Regions from separate parts of the Mus musculus genome. Here region 1 is linked to region 2. The links are chromatin loops, found by intact Hi-C in ENCODE. Cell type or tissue: left cerebral cortex. All regions are shown on one strand.

Region 1 (8,000 bases), 63 kb before region 2:
AGTTCGAGGCCAGCCTGGTCTACAGAATGAGTTCCAGGACAGCCAGGGCTACACAGAGAAACCCTGTCTCGAAAAACAAAACAAAACAAAACAAAAGAGTGTGTGCTGCTCTTGCAGGAGACTTAGGTTCAAGTCCCAGTCCCTATATTCAGCAGTTCATAACCACCCTTAACTCTAGCCTCACAGGACCAGGAGCACTCTTCCGACTTCCATGTGTACTACATTCACACGCACAAACCCACAGTCAAACCCATACACATCCCCATAATTGAAAAAAAAAAACAAAAACAAAACTTTAAAAAAAAACCAACAAACTGTGAGCTTCATCCTGGGCATGGTGATGCATACATGTCTGTAACTCGGCCCTTGAGAATCCATGGCAGAAGGATCAGCAGTCATCCTTAGTCACACAGCAAGTTCTAGACCAGCCTGGGGCATGTGAGACCCTGTCTCAAAACAGCAATAACAAAATCCAAACCAAAACAAATCCCTTGAGCTTCTTTCTAGACAGTGGTTTTTCTTTTCCTTTTAGTTATACACCAGTTTTTCTTTTCTTTTCTTTTCTTTTCTTTTCTTTTCTTTTCTTTTCTTTCTTTCTTTCTTCCTTCCTTTCTTTCTCTCTCTCTCTCTCTTTCTTTCTTTCTTTCTTTCTCTGTGTGTGTGTGTATGTATGTGTGTGGATTTGTATGTGTGTGTGCATACATGTGTATGTGTATGTGCAGGTATGTGATGTGTGTGTGGTGTATGCATGTGCATGTGTAAGTGTGTGGTGTGTATTTATGTGTGTATGTGGTATGTATATATCTGTGTGTGTATCTGTGTGTGTATGTATGTGTATGTACTGTATGTGTGTGTATGTACAGTGAGCTCCAGTGATCTGCCTGTCTTTGTCTCCTCTGTCTCACTCTGCAGTCCTGGCTGTCCTAGAAGTCACTACATAAGTAAACCGAATTGGCTCTGAACTGCCTCAGTCTCCCTAGTGCTGAGATTAAAGGCTACACTGGGCTGGAGTCTCTTAAAACATGGATTGCCTTAAATTCTTTGGTAGCAAAGGCTGGCCTTGAACTCTCCAACTTCCTACTCAGGCTGTCAATGTTATAAAGTACCTTTACCCACTGAGCCATCTTCCTTATAAGAAAAAGAAGTTGGGGGCTGTAGAGATGGCTTTAGTGGTTAAGGGTACCTCATACTCTTGCAGAGGCCCCAGGTTTGATTCTCAGCCCCTACACAGCTTACATTATCTGTAATCCTGTTTCGAGGGGATTCGATTTGGTCTTCTGGTCTCCGGAGGCACCAGGCACAAACACATGCATGCAGGCAAAAAATACTCATACACATAAATTAATTAAAACCAACCAAACAAAAAGGAGCGGTTTGAATAGAAGTTACCATGGGAAGACCGTGTGATAGCACAAGAAGATAGATTTCTACAACCGAAGGAGAAAAATCACACCCCCTGCCCCAACTCGCCTTGATTTTATTAGACTGTCGGTGTGCAAAACTGAGAGAAAACGCATTTCTATTGCACTAAGCTGAGGTACCCAATGGTGGGCCCCAGCAAACTAGAATGAGAGTGTTGTGCCTTTTTAACTAATAGACTGCCGTTGCCCGTTTAGTTGACCAGACAGCCTATGGTCCTGTCTTAACTGGAAGTCCTGAATGGAAACTTTAAGGACACTTGACTCGCTGAGCTACCTGCTGCCTTGGTGACATGTTGACCAGTCTTGGGACCCAGAACAGAACCTGCTTTCCCTGCACAGGGAAGGAAGGTGACTGGATATGTGGTGTCCGGGGTGAGGGTGGGGGTGGAGTAGGAGGAATGACTGAAGGTGACTGAAGGACCGATTGTGCCTGAAGTGTCCAGGGGTCATCTCTGGTGGTGGTGGAGCGATGGAGGACAGGTTCCTAAGGTGAGTCTCAGGACGAAGTGGAGGGCTGCTGCCTGTGGGTCATCAAGGACTGGAATCCAGCTCTTTCGATGGCGACTTGGAGGAAGGTTGCCAGAATGGGGACCGGCGGAGCGGCGTGCGGGACCGCAGGCGAGCGGGCCCGCTGGTGGAAGGGCGGGCGGGCGCGCGCCTGACGCGTCCTCTGGGCTCGGCCCCCCGGGCGCGCGCCCGTCCCTGCCGCACCCCGCCCCCTGCCTCGGTCAGGCTCGCTGGACCCCGCGCGTGCGGGGCCGCGCACGCCCCCTTCGCTAGCCGGGACCCGGGACCGCAGGCGCCTGGCGCCCCCGCCCCGCCCGGCGGGCGCGCGCCGCCTCCCGCTCCCGTTCCAGCTGGCGGCGGCGGCGGCAGCGGCCGGGATTGTTTTTGTTGTCGCTGAGGCCGGAAGAGCCGTGACAGAGTCGGGTCCCTGTCCCCGGACTGGGCGCCGCCGCCGCCCCCTGCCCGCCCCCGGCCCGCGTCTTCGCGGCGCCGCTTCAGCGCCAATATTCCAGAGAGCAAGCGTTACGCGGCTCCGGCGGGGCCCGGAGCGGGAGGCGCTGGGGACCGGAGCGAGGCGGCCCCCGTCGCCGCCATGGAGGCGCTGGGACCCGGTGAGGAGCGCGCTCGGACCAGGGTCAGACCTGGGGCTCGGGAGGGCAGACAGACCGGCGGAAGGGACTGTCGCTGCCCGACCGCCGCTCGCGGACCCGGCTGCCGGCTGCCAGGCCCCGGGAAGGAAGGGGTCCCATGCCCTCGTCCCTGGGGGGCGGGGACCACGCCCCAGCTGAAGACTCTAGGTCTATTCGGGACCCGTCTAAGGGAGGGAGGCTCAAGAGGTGACCCGAGTTCCCCGGGGTAGGGCAGACCTGTTCGGACCTTAGATCTCTGTCCACGGTCGCCGCGAGGCTAGTTGGGGCCTCAAATGGGACCGTGTGTCTGGGGCACGCCGAGGCCCGGCCCAAACCTGGAAGGCCTTCTACCTTCTGTCAAGGGTTTTCTTGGTGTGGGGCAGAATCCCTGTTTTCTTTTGCACTGGCATCTGGTTCCTCAGATGAGGAGGAGAGACCCACTCACTCATGTCCCTGAAAGCCAAAGGGAGAAATGTCCGTTCTTTTTCCAAAACTCTGAAGTTTGGTATCTGTCAGTTTGTCAGTCCCAGAGTGCTCTGGAATGACAATCCAATACTCTCCAGCAAGGGCATCAATGCCCTGCCTTCCCTTTTAATTGGGTTATCAGAGGCTGTTAAAATCAAACGAAAAAGTGTTTTTGAAACTGTGATTCTTTGCTGGTTATGGGTGGCCCCTGGTTCTCTCGCTCTCTGCTCCAACCCAAGGAAGCTTTCCAAACTCTCACGAATACTCTTCGTTTGGAGCCTTGTGCTCCTGTCTCAAGCCCTACAACAGGTTGCTAATGGCTTGGCTAAGTAGGGCAAGGTTTAGGGGCAGTGATGGAATTAGTTTTCATATTCAAACCTTGTCTACATAGTAGACTTAGTTGTATGTTTTTAAAATTCATAGAAAATTAGGTTTATTGTTTGCATTTGGAAATTTTGCAGGTTTGTTAACTTGGAACATATTTACATAACTGAGCGATTAAATCCTATCTTTATTTGCTGCTTAAGGTTTTCTTAAAAAGCCCACATAGTCAAATGTCATAAGCCTTCAAAAAATAAATCGGCTTAGCTGGGCATGGTGGCATATGCTCATAATGCAAACAGTTCTGGGGTGGAGGCAGGGAGCTCCAGAGTTCAAGGCCAGTCTCAGTTACAAAGTGAGTTTGAGGTAGGCCTGGGCTACTTGAGACCCTGATTATAAAATAAACAAACAGGTTTGAGCCTGCTGTAGTGGTGCATACTTATAATCTCAGCATTTGGAAGGCTGAGGAGGAGTAAGAGTTTGAAGATAGTTTGGACTACATAGACTGTTTCTAAAGGGAAAAAACCACATTGGTTTGTTACAGATTGTCAAATATATTGTTATATATATTTGATAAACCTCAGCATATTATGCTGTTATTTCAGACATGTTCCTATAGATAAAGGGATGCTTATGGCTTTGGGACTGTACCAAACTTCTATTCAAAACTAATATAGTAATTTCATACTTGGATTACCCCCCAACCCCCACCTCCACTTCCCCACAACTTACTTATGTTGAACTTCGGTTTCCTCTTCTCTAAGACAAGGCTAATGTGCTATAAGACTGACAGTGTGAGAATGAAAGCTGACGTTTGTGCAAAGTCCTGTCAAGTTCAGTACAGATGTTCGACAAATGTTTCTTTTTTTCTGTCCCATGAGTAACTTAAAATGGAAGCAATTGTTGCATTTATTAGCTGATATGGAAAGAGATGATGTATAACTGTGCATACAGCTGAGTTTCATGGAAAGACTCACTATGGAGATGTAAGGAGCTGTCCAGGAAACCAGCTGCCCACCCTCTTTGCTTTGCTTTTAGTTTTTGCAGGTTAGAGGACTTGGAAGTTAACTCAGAAATGCTGGATTTGTAGAAAATGACTATTCAATCACCCTATTTAAAAGGCATCAATGATTTAAACCAAAAATTTACATAGATCTTCTTCGTTGAATAATGTTTTCCTGTGTGCCTTATAGCAGACTCTTGGTATCCAACTACCTTAGAAACTCAGTTACTAATGAGTACTACCAGTTACTTGTTGAGCATGGACTGGGAACAGAGGGAGCCCATGGGTTTGGTGGGATGTTACTTCTAGGCTGTTTTTAGAACTTAAGAAGCACTTTTGCTTCCATTAGAGAGTGCCTAGCTCTAGTGTGTTGGGTCCTCTGCACTTCAGCAATCCCTGGGAGGCCTCTTAGTCCTGCTCACTCCTCTGTCATGGCCCAGGTTCATCATCTCATTCATTTTGGTTATAGTGATTAGAACCTTAATTTTTGCATGCTTTTCGTAGTTGTTGGCTTGTTTATTTATGTTTGTTTTTGCAGTGCTTGGGACCCACGAATAATAAGCAAATGTCCTACCACTGAGCGGCAGCCCTCCAGCCCTTTGCAGTACTTTATAACTTGTGAAATACTTTTATATGGGCTGGAGAAATGACTCAGTGGTTAAGAGTACTGGCTGTTCTTCCAGAGAACCTGGGTTGGATTCCCAGCGCCCACATAGTGCCTCACAACTGCCTGTAACTCCAGTCTCAGGGGATCCAACACCCTTTTCTGGCCTCTGTGGGCACTGCATATATGTGGTACATGGACACACATGCAAGAAAAAATATTCACACACATACAAAAATAAATAATTCTTTCTAAGAAAATAGTTTAATAATTATGAGCTCATTTGAGCTGTACTGGGTGGCTTATAACTTGATCTCAGCACTTGGAAGGCTGAAGATGAGGGATTACTGAGTGCAAAGCCTAGGTCACTGAGGAAGAACCTATCAAAACAAACAGCAGCAACAATAAACCTCACCAGCCAACCATTTAACAAGCCAGCTAACCAAACAAACGAGCAAATCCTATTAACCCATTTGATCCTTTGGGAAGTAGACAAAGTGTATGTCTATTTTCATTTTACAAATGAAGAAATGAGATTCGAGGAGTATAAATGAGTATAAATGACTTCATCGAGACTCATAGCTCTGTGGGAAAATGAGGGCCAAAGTGTGGGGCAGCTTATATTTATTCTAACACCCTCTTTATTCAAGGCTGATCTCATCCATTCTGAGTTAAGTCATAAACATCTTGTTTTCAGAAAATGTAATTTTTTGACTGTCCAACGTCCTACAGATGCTCCCAATATAAAACCGGAATACCTGTGAGCATTAACTCTGACCGTTATGCAGCTGTTATAATAGCAAACACTTATTGAATGCATAACTGTTACAAAGCACTGTTAAGCCTTTTGTGGACGTCATCTCCTGGAATCCTCACTATAGCATTGTGAGATAGATGCTATTATTACCACTTACCCCTGTTTTATAAAAGTGGAAGCTGAGCTATAGAGAAGCTAGGAAATAGCCTGATGCTGTCCAGTTAGGAAATGGTAACACCAGAACCAAACTCAAATCCGGATCGTTTGGCTCCTGAGGCTCAGCTGCTATGTTTGTTTTATTAAGTAGATAGTTTGCCTAACTCAAAGAAATTGGCTTTTGAACTAAAAATTTTAGAAAATAATTTTTCGGTTTTTTTGAGACAGGGTTTCTCTGTATAATCCTGGCTGTTCTGGAACTCACTCTGTAGACCAGGCTGGCCTTGAACTCAGAAATCTGCCTGCTTATGCCTCCCAAGTGCTGGGATTAAAGGAGTGCACCACCACTGCCCAGCTAGCATACCATTTCTAAATAGAGAAGTGGTCACTCACCTGGCTTTCTTGTGTCAAGAAAAAGAGACATAAAATATTTTACTCTACTTTTTAGAAAAGATTTACTTATTTATTTATTAATTTATATGAGTACATTGTAGCTGTCTTCAGACAGACCAGAATTGGGTCCCATTACAGATGGCTGTGAGCCACCATGTGGTTGCTGGGAATTGAACTCAGGGCTTCTGGAAGAAGTGCTCTTAACTTCTGAGCCATCTCTACAGCCCACTTTTTTTTTTTTTTTTTTTTGATGCTAAGGATCAGCCTAGGGTGTTATCTTGTATCTATAGGGGCATCCTTTACCAATGAGCTGTACTCCCAACCTTATATTTAACCTCTTTTATTTCAATCCCTTTGCCATTAAGTACTTTAGAGAAGTGTAGATAATCAAAGACCTGTGAAATCTGGGGAAGAAATGGGAGACTTTGATCCAGTGACTGTTACAAATCTGTTTCCTAGGGAACTCATTTGATTCAATTCTGCTTCCAATTTCTCCTTTAAAACTGGATTCTTTGTAATTGTATGTTACAATGATTGCTTACATGTATTTTGTGCAAGGCTGATTTATCTGCATGGTTTCATTGGGTTGATTGGTAATTGCCTTATCACACCCCAGTGCATCCCAGTGATGCATTTCATATGCCACGTGCTTCTGTACTGTTGAAGAACAATTGTCACATTTTGCATATTAGGGTTGAGGTTTCTGATTTCTACCTGGCTTTAAGGTTGCTCTTCCACATGTATGGAATTCATACAGCTTGCTGGGTGATGAGGTAGGTGTTGTGGGAGCCAGAACTGAAATTCTAGTTCTTTTAAGGATCTGTGTAAGTCTAGTACAGAAGACAGGACAATATAACAATTTGATCCCTTTAAAAATTATGTTTGGAAGCCAGGGCAGTGGTGGCGCACGCCTTTAATCCCAGCACTTAGGAGGCAGAGGCAGGCAGATTTCTGAGTTCAAGGCCAGCCTGGTCTACAGAGTGAGTTCCAGGACAGCCAGGGATACACAGAGGAACCCTGTCTCAAAAAACAAAACAAAAAAAATGTTTGATGTGTGTGTGCCTGTGTGTGTGTAATCAGTTCACTGTGTTCACCATGGGGACACAGGGATCAGACTCAAGAGTTTGGCAGCAAAGTACCTTTACCTGCTGTGCCATCTTGCTGGTCCACAAGTGATTTCTTACACTTGTGCTAAATCCTACCCTACACACAGGGTCTTGTGTATACAGGGGGTAGATCTTTCTTAGAAAATTGCATCTGAACTACATTCTGAAGTTTAGACTTTAGGAGGAAATGAACAATAAATTGAATATGTGAAGAGATTTTCAATACTTTAACTATTAGTATATGGCGATTTGTCAATAGAATTTCCATCAAGATATTTGCTGTGGTGTCCTTAAGTGATGTTGGACCACAGCAGATAAGTATTTCAAAGCTTTCCCTTTTTAGTGGCTTCTCAGCCAGTAAAATGTCACTTTAGTAAGAGAACTTGTAACTTTCCATTGTAACCACAGCCTACTTTGCTCAGTGCCTATTCATAATGGAGAAGATGCTTATGTTTTAGGCCAGTGTCCACTTGATAGTCTCATTAGAGGGAGATTGGTTAGATAAGTACCTGCAGGCTGTGTCTACAAAATCCTTTCCCAAAGAAGGTTAATAGAGGTTCAGTTTTGAGAGGGGGAATGGGGGTCAGGAGGAAGAAGGAAGAAAGGGAAAGGGGAGGGGGACAGGAGAGAAAGAGCTG
Region 2 (8,000 bases):
GCTGCAAACCTCCTCAGCTCCTTCAGTCCATCCTCCATCAGGAACCCCCCCAGCCCCCCGCCCCCCCAGCTCAGTCCAATGGTTGGCTGCGAGCTTCCTCCTCTGTATTTGTCAGGCTCTGGCAGAGCCTCTCAGGAGACAGCCATATCAGGCTTCTGTCAGCAAGCACTTCCCAGCATCCACAATAACATCCGGGTTTGGTGGCTGTATCAGATCACTTGATATGGTTTCTTATCAGATGCACTTTCTAATACAGATCACAAACATCTCCCTGTTTATTTCTTGATCAAGCTGGATAGTTTATCATCATTGTTCTTAATTATAACTAGTCAATTACTACTGATTTCCTTGAATTTTCCATTTACTTTTTTTTGTTCTCATTCTATTCTCTCTCTCTCTCCTTCTGTTTCTTTCCCTGTCCCCCTCCTTCCCTTCCCCTCACCCCCCACCCCAGGTGTCTCTCACTGTGTTGCCCAGGCTAGTAGCAAACTCCTGGGCTCAACAGATTCTCATCCTCTTGCCCTCATGAGTGCTGGAGTATGGGCACGTACCACTGTGCCTGTATTCTACAATGTTTTTAATGTTTAGAAGAGGAGAGCACAGATGGGGATACAGTTTTTTGTTTTGTTTGTTTCTTTTCTTTTTTCTGTCATTCTTCCTATTTCAGTTCTAAGAAGTTGTGAGAGGAAAGGTGAGTAGACTGGTACCCACAGATGGTAGGCCTCTGTGTGTTGGCAGTGGACAATGAAAGGGTTGAATGGGGAAGAGAGTGCGCCAGTAGAGTTCCAGGGATGTATATTTAGAGCTAATGAGTGGCCAGCAAGATGCACCCACCACTGAGCTTCATGACCTGAAATTGGTAACTGTGACCTAGATTGCCCTCTGACTTCCACATATATGCTACGGTGTGAACACACAAAACAAAACATAATTTAATAATTAAAAACCAGAGACCCTGAGTGTGTCAGCCTGAAAAACAAAGTGCTCTCTGAATTTCCTTCTACCCCTTTTCTTAGCTGAGATGGGGGTGGGCATCATAATGGTGGGGGCAGTCTGTCTGCAGAAAAACTCTGACAGCTGGGCCAGAGTGTGACACCACTGTACCCTTTGGAGGTCAGTCAAAGGAGTGATCAGTTCCTTTCCTTAAAATAAACATAAGGCTGAGTCTTAACAGAAGGAGACTCAGAGGGAGACTCAGGCTTTTGGGGAATGCTTTCCTTCCCACTCACTTAACCCAGGCAAAGGTCTTAACTCAGGCCAAATGTCTTGCTATTTCTAAACGTTGTTTTTTGTTTTCTCTATGCTCTATTTAATTCAGCTAAATCCAAATTTACTAATTATCATAGGCACATATTTGCTTAACAGCGAATGAGGCAGAAATGTATCTGATATGATCCATCTTTTAGGAACTTATTGTGTGGGAGGCAGATAGTGACTGATAGCAGCTGCTCCTGTGGTCCCATCCCTTTGGGCTCTGTTCTGAAGTTTTATTAATTCTTGTAATGTTCAAAACAGCCAATGATGTAGCTACTACAGCACCACCATTTTACACAAGAGGAAAGTGAGAAACAGAAAAGCAAAATGGTTTGTCTAATGTTGCATAATTAGTGAGTGGCAGGCTAAGGATTGAAGCCAAGACAAGCCAGCTCTAGAGCTTTCTTCTTAGTCCCTGGAGAGCACTAGTCCTTAGTGTGGCCCCCAGCTTAGCCATATCTGCATCATCTGAAAAGTTATTACACACACACACACACACACACACACACACACACACACACAGAGAGAGAGAGAGAGAGAGAGAGAGAGAGAGAGAGAGAGAGGTTTGTTTGCTTGTTTGTTTGTTTGTTTGTTTGTTTGAGATAGGGTCTCACTCTGTAGTCTTGGATGTCCCAGAACTCACACTAAGTAGACCAGACTGGCCTTGAACTCACAGAGTTCTGCCTGCCTCTGCCTTATCAGTGCTGGGATAAAGGCCTGCGCTACCCCACCCACCTGAGACATACATCCTTTTACTCAGCATAAGGCCTATGACTCACTCCGAAGGCAACTCACAAGCTGAAAGGAAGCTAGGCATACTAAAATGAATGTCTTTAAGTTCATCTCACTAGTAAGGTGTGAACATCATCCATCTCCTAAACTCCTTCTCCTTTGTATAGCATCTGATGTAAGGTGAACATTGAAAATACATAGAAGCTGGGAGTGGTGGTGGCCAGCTTTCATTCCAGCACCTGGGAGGCAGAAGAAACTGAATACTGTGATTTGAAGGCTAACCTGATCTATATAACAAGTCTCAGGCCAGCCAAGAGCACATAGTGAGACCCTGTCTCAAAAAAATGTGTGTGTGTGTGTGTGTGTGCGTGCGTTTGTGTGTGTGTGTGTGTGTGTGTGTGTGTGTAAGTTACGTTTGAGCTGGGTCTCTCTGTAATTACCCCATCAGTGCAGCAGACCAAATGAGAAGGTTATGTGAGACGATCAAGGAATTAGCTGTGGTGCTTCTGGCAAGGTAAGAAAAGGGTACCCACACTAGAGACTATGAGAATGACAGGGAATGCTTTGAGAGCACTTCATAAGGTAAGCATGTCAAGACACAGTTGAATATAGCAAATAGACAAGGGAGACAGGAGCTGATATTTTTGGCATGGAGATGCAGTTCACTGAGACAGGACAAATATATGTATTTTGTAGGGGAAAAAGAAAGGGTTAGGTTTGGACTTAAGTTTGAATTGTTAGATCCAGCTGGAGCTGTCCAGCAGACAGTAGGAAATATGAAGCTGCAACATGGTAACGTATAGATATTTGGGCATTAAAAGTGGATGAAGCTGTGAAGAGGCAAGGGGAGAGTAGAATATAAAATTCAGGTCACTACAGTGAACAAAACAAGAGGAGCCACTGAAGAAAGCTCTTCAGGACAGACATTAGGAGACTTAAGAAAATGTGAAAGCCAAGGAAAGTCTTTTTTTTTTTTAATTTTTAAGAAGAGATATAGTTTCAGATGCTGCAGGGAAATAATAGGAAATTAGCCTTTGGGGTTTGACACAAAACGTCATTAAGAGATTTGGTAGGAGCAAACGTTCTGCAGACGAAAAAGTGGAGGCAGGTGCTTCCTGCAGATAGAGAGCTCTGTCAGTGTCAAAACTGTTACACCGGCCAGAATAGGCAAGGTTTCTAACACATTTGTGGTCTCAGCGCCAGGCACGCAGCCTGGAAGGGTGGGTGGCATTAATGAGATCAGCGACTAGGGACACAGAAAGACTGACTTAGCAGAGGCAGTCAAGACTTAAGGGTGAGGGTGATTGGGAGAGGTGGGAGGCAGGGCCTTTGAGTGATTGGGTGTTGGAGGGGGAGAGGGTCGGGGAATGGGTGGGAGCCAGGCTCTGTGTTGATAGCGGGGCTGTGGATAGGTTTCCAGAGATCTGTTTAGGGAAAAGACAGGGCCCCAGGCTGCAGCCGGGGAAGGGGTGTCGCCCAGCCCCTCCCCTCTTACGCCACTGCGCGGCTCCGCCACTGGAGCCCTCCCGCCAGGCTGCACGGCTACGAGTGGCCGCCAGAGGCCGCTGCACGGTCCCCGCGCCCCCGCCCCTCTCCATTGGCCTTTGTTGCCGTCGAGCGCCCCGCTTGACTCGTTCCCGTCCGCCCCATGGGCCCATCGGTCGCGCCTGCGCACTGGCAGCTACTCGGGCGCTAGCAGGGGGAGCTGCTGCAGGCTCCGCGGCGGCGGCAACGGAGGCTGCGGGGGCGACAGCGCGAGCGGCCGGGCTTCGGGGGGGAGCCGAGCCCGGCCCGGGAGCCCGAGCAGTGCAAGTGCGAGGTACCTAGGCCCCTCACGCTGGACTCCTCAGTCTCCCGGCCGCCTGTCCTCCGCACGGGTATATGGGATGGAAGCGGGACCCTCGGGAGCAGGTAAGGGCCCTCGGGGACTGGGAGCAGTGTGTATTCCAAAGCCCTATAGGCTCTCGCGGCATAGAGCATGGTTGCAGAGTGAGGAGAGGGGCTCTCAGGGGATGGGGGGCCCATTTTGAAGGGGGTTGTATGCAGTTCCGGCTGAGAACCATGTGAAGATCTGAGACCCGGGCTGTTTGTCCTAGGAAGCAGTATACTGTCCCGAGGGTGAGAAGTAACCTGGGAGAAGGGCCTGAATGCACGGTGTCCTTCCGTGAGGTCTGGGGAGGCCTATGGGGAGGCCCGGCAGGTGGCAGGGGGGCGGGCTCCAGGTGTCCTGGAGAGGAGGGGGGCGACACAGATGGGCCTGGAACTACCGCCTGTCGGGGGGCGGGGGCTCGGCCGTGCTGGGCTGGGCTAAGCTAATGTCTCTGGGGAGTAGGCGCCGGGGCTGGCCTCTGAGCTCCGCCCAGCTGGGCCTGAAGCGGGGGTGAGGGTCAGGGGGCGGTGGGTGGGGATTTAGACCAGGGATTTCCCCCCTTAGATTGGGGACTTGAGTGGTGGCGCGGGAGCATGCGCGGAGGTACCAGCCTGAAGGGCTGCCCTATGTGGTGGGGGCGTGGCTGTTGGAGTATCCCTCCTGTGCCCCTGGGTTTAGGAGGAGTGTGCAGTCTCGCAGATTCTGTTTGCGTAGTACAAATGGGAATTGCCTTCTGTCTTGGGGGAAGGGTGGGGGGCGGTCTCTGACACTTGGTCCTTAAACCCCGGAGTAGCAGTTTGTCAAAGAAAGGGTCGAGGTCAACTGCCAGAGTGCATTTTCTGCTGCATGAGGATGGACGGGGACCAAAGCCTTGCTTTATGAGCTACTTCTCTCAGAAGATAGGCCTTAGGAAAGTGTTGGTCACTGAGAAACTAGGCCCACATGTTTTTCAAGTTTCTAGACCACTCCTGAGAAGAGATGGGAGCTTTTAATCTGAAGATAGTGCCCTCCTTTTCCATGAATTGACTCTATATCACAATATAATCTCTCTATATACCTGTGCCTCCTGTTTCCTAGTGGATCTTTTCCCACGTCAGGAGCATGTCATTAGACTCAAAGCTGCCAAGCTTGTCTGCCTGATAGAAACAAGTTGTTAGGCAGACACACTGGTGGCGCACGCCTTTAATCCCAGCGCTGGGGAGGCAGAGGCAGGCAGATGAATGAATTCAAGGTCAGCCTTGTCTACAGAGCGAGTCCCAGGACAGTGTCTCCAAAAAACAAACAAACAAACAAACAAAAACAACAACAACAAAAAGAAAACCAAAGAGGGGAGAGAAGAGGGAGAGAGAGAAGAAAAAAGAAGCAAGATGTTGGGGGTGGGGCAGCATTGACCTGATAATAGCTCTAACTTACTTTTCCTATTTAGAGGATACACACACACACACACACAAGGAGGAACTGATCTGTAATGTGTACTGATTGTATTTTCCCAAACACAGATAGCCTTGTTAGGTAGAGTGTAAATCCTTATTTTCTAGGTTGGAAACTACTACCAACAAACCCGGGGACTATAGAGTAGGACCCACGTCCAGACAGACTGACGAAAGCTTATGTCCTGAATTGCTAATGGTTTTATCCTGACGAGTGTCTGATGGGTTCTGGGGTGATGAAGAAAGGGGGCTTGTTTGTTACAGGACAGAAGGAAGCTGCCAGGTGAAGGGCTGGAGAACTGGAGTCAGCTGGATCATTGGGAAAATGCTAGTGGCGTCATCAAAAGACGGAATTAAAATTCAGGCTGGGAACTCTGATGGAGGGACCCCATAGCTGTTTCCTTCTGGGGCTGGACTGCTGTTCTTTTGGAAGGTGCTGGAGTATTCTGAGAAGACTCAAAACACTGTTGCTCACGTCCAGATGTGCCTTCAGTGAACTGGTGTGTTCGGGCATGGCCTGGCCTGAGAGTGCCTTGAGGGTAGAGGTGCTGTCCGACTTATCTGTGTGACAGTGCAGCAGTTGCTTGGCGTCTGGAGGGCCTGACACAGAGAGCATGTTTATTAATTGACTCAGATCATTCAAGTGTGAGCATATGGTTAAACTCATGTGCCTATTCTGTAATTTGTGTCTATGCATGTGGGTGGTTAATGTTTGTGGACAGATATTTTTCGAGAGATCGGCCTCAGTCCTTGCTTGCCCACCACCTGATTGACCGAGGGTACACGCCCTCTGAGTAGTCGGCTGGCTTCTTTAGAAGATGTGTGAGCCCCTGAGTCGCTGGGGAGGAATCCTGAGCCTGGGCCTTGAGCTCGGTTACTTTTCCTTCTCAGTGCTTGTAGGGGATGGGGGAGGGGGAGTGTCATTTTCAGGGCCCCTCCCTTCTTGCTTTTGTCTGCAGGGAAGGGCCCCGCCCCTTTCCCCCTAGGCTGGAGCTTTGTCCTCTGTGCTGGGGCCCTCATCTGCATCACAAAGTGGCCGTCTGTCCCTGTCTGGGTCTGAGGGGAAGTGTCTTCCTTTCTCAGACTAAAAGCTGGGGGCAGGGCGAGGTTGGGGAGTAGAGACTGTACAGCTGTGCAGCTTTCCTGGGGACAGAATGGCAGAGAGGTAGTTGTTTCCTCATGCCTTCTTTCCTAGTTTGGGGATGAAGTGGAGATGTGTTCTCCGTTTTCCCTGAATCCTGGACAGGAGAGTGCTCTTGGGCTGGCACTGGTGTACTGTCCATTTCTGGGGTGGAGAGCGCCCTGAGGGGAGTGTCTGTCTCAACTCACACCCTATAATTTCTGCTTTGCCCTTGGTTCTAGAGGGATGTCTTTCTCCCAGAATTTCAACTGATTTTTTTCAGTTTAGGAGGCAAAAGGTGAATGGGATCCTAGAACTTGGGAAAGGGAAAGATCTATCCGAAAGGGGGCAAGTGCTTCTCCAATGCAGAGTTTATGATTGTTCGTTCGGGACCGTTGCGAGTGTGGTTGTGTAGTTGTGTACTCTTGTGGTGTGCCTATGGGTAGACTTGGTCATTCATTTCATATGGGTATACTAAGTACCTGTCTTTGTGCCCGGCATTAGCTTGAGCTGTGACTAGGTCAAGTATGGTCCTCTTTTTGAAACACTGAGCTGAGGATGGTGAGTGTATGTGCAACAGTAAACTTTAAAGAGCTAGGATGTGAGAGGGGTGTTTGTTAGTGGGCTTGTGCGCAGTGTCCGCTCAGCTCTTTCTGGGATAGGTGTGACTAGTTTAGTTCCTTTGCCGCTGAGTTCTTTGGGCTGGACTTGCATGCTCCTCTGTGGAAAGGGGCTGGGGCTGATTTGACAGGTGGTTAGAGGGAGTCAAGTCCTTCAGCTTTGGAAAGTGTGCACCTCCCACAAAATGGTGCTCTTCCTGACCCCCCTCCCTAAGATATGCTCCGTATCCTCCCACCCCTGCCCCATCCCCCAGTCCTTTCCATGAAAGCAGAGCTCTGGTAAAGGGAGGTTCTGAGTTTATCCCTCTTCCACCTGGGCTAGTCTTCTGCAGGCAAGAACAATAGTAGCTGAGGACAAAGGCCCCACTTAGTCAACACACACACACACACACACACACACACACACACACACACAGAGAGAGAGAGAGAGAGAGAGAGAGAGAGAGAGAGAGAGAGAGAGAGAAAAGCTGGCCTATGCTAGCCTTTCCCAAGGGCCCCTTCTGTTCTGAATCGATCCTTTCTGCTGTCTGGACCCTCTGTGTGGAAAGATTTGTGGAGAATGGAAAGTGCTGTTTATTCCCCTTCTGACCTGCTGCCTCCCCTCTTACTGCTCTTCCTCCTTCCAGAACCTCCAGCTTTCTTCCTCATGTGAGCTTTTCTTTCCTTCTGTTTCTTCATTCTACATCTTGATAGTTTTTTCCCTGTACCCCAATCCAACTTACCTTGCCTTATCTGCACCCTTTCCCCCACCCCCTTCCTGTCTGTTTTCTCTTGTGTCCTCCAGATCCGACCTTCTCTCCCACCCTGGCAGTCTCCTCTTAGTCTGCAGATGCTGTCCTTCAACCCTTCTCTTCTTTATGTCTCTCCAGAGCCAGCCACTGCATGTCTCAATCCTCTCTCAGGCACCGGCCTTGCCCTTCCCAGCCTGGATTACTTAGGGTCATTCTCCTGTCCACATTAACAGAGGGTGTAAT

What was found. Peaks named below come from ENCODE experiments on the same cell type or tissue, not always from the same donor. Only the 100,000 strongest peaks of a DNase experiment are listed, where the experiment ranks them.
Region 1: it touches region 2 in a loop (6-fold over the local background); 3 of 42 quality-filtered maps call a loop at or near these places.

What each region holds. Positions count from the first base shown.
Region 1 is chr4:126,527,724-126,535,723 of GRCm38, reverse strand. It overlaps Ago4 (argonaute RISC catalytic subunit 4), which reads left to right and starts at 2,266. Exons shown (of 18, transcript NM_153177.3): 1 at 2,266-2,539. The coding sequence starts at 2,521. In left cerebral cortex, no CTCF peak of the experiment used is centred here; DNase peaks (open chromatin) are centred at 1,635, 2,104, 2,921 and 3,235; H3K4me3 peaks cover 1,815 bases; H3K27ac peaks cover 1,034 bases.
Region 2 is chr4:126,464,294-126,472,293 of GRCm38, reverse strand. Ago1 (argonaute RISC catalytic subunit 1) reads left to right here and starts at 3,711. Exons shown (of 19, transcript NM_153403.3): 1 at 3,711-3,897. The coding sequence starts at 3,873. In left cerebral cortex, a CTCF peak has its summit at 3,530 (motif pointing right); DNase peaks (open chromatin) are centred at 3,582, 4,274, 4,444, 6,282 and 3 more places; H3K4me3 peaks cover 1,747 bases; H3K27ac peaks cover 1,702 bases.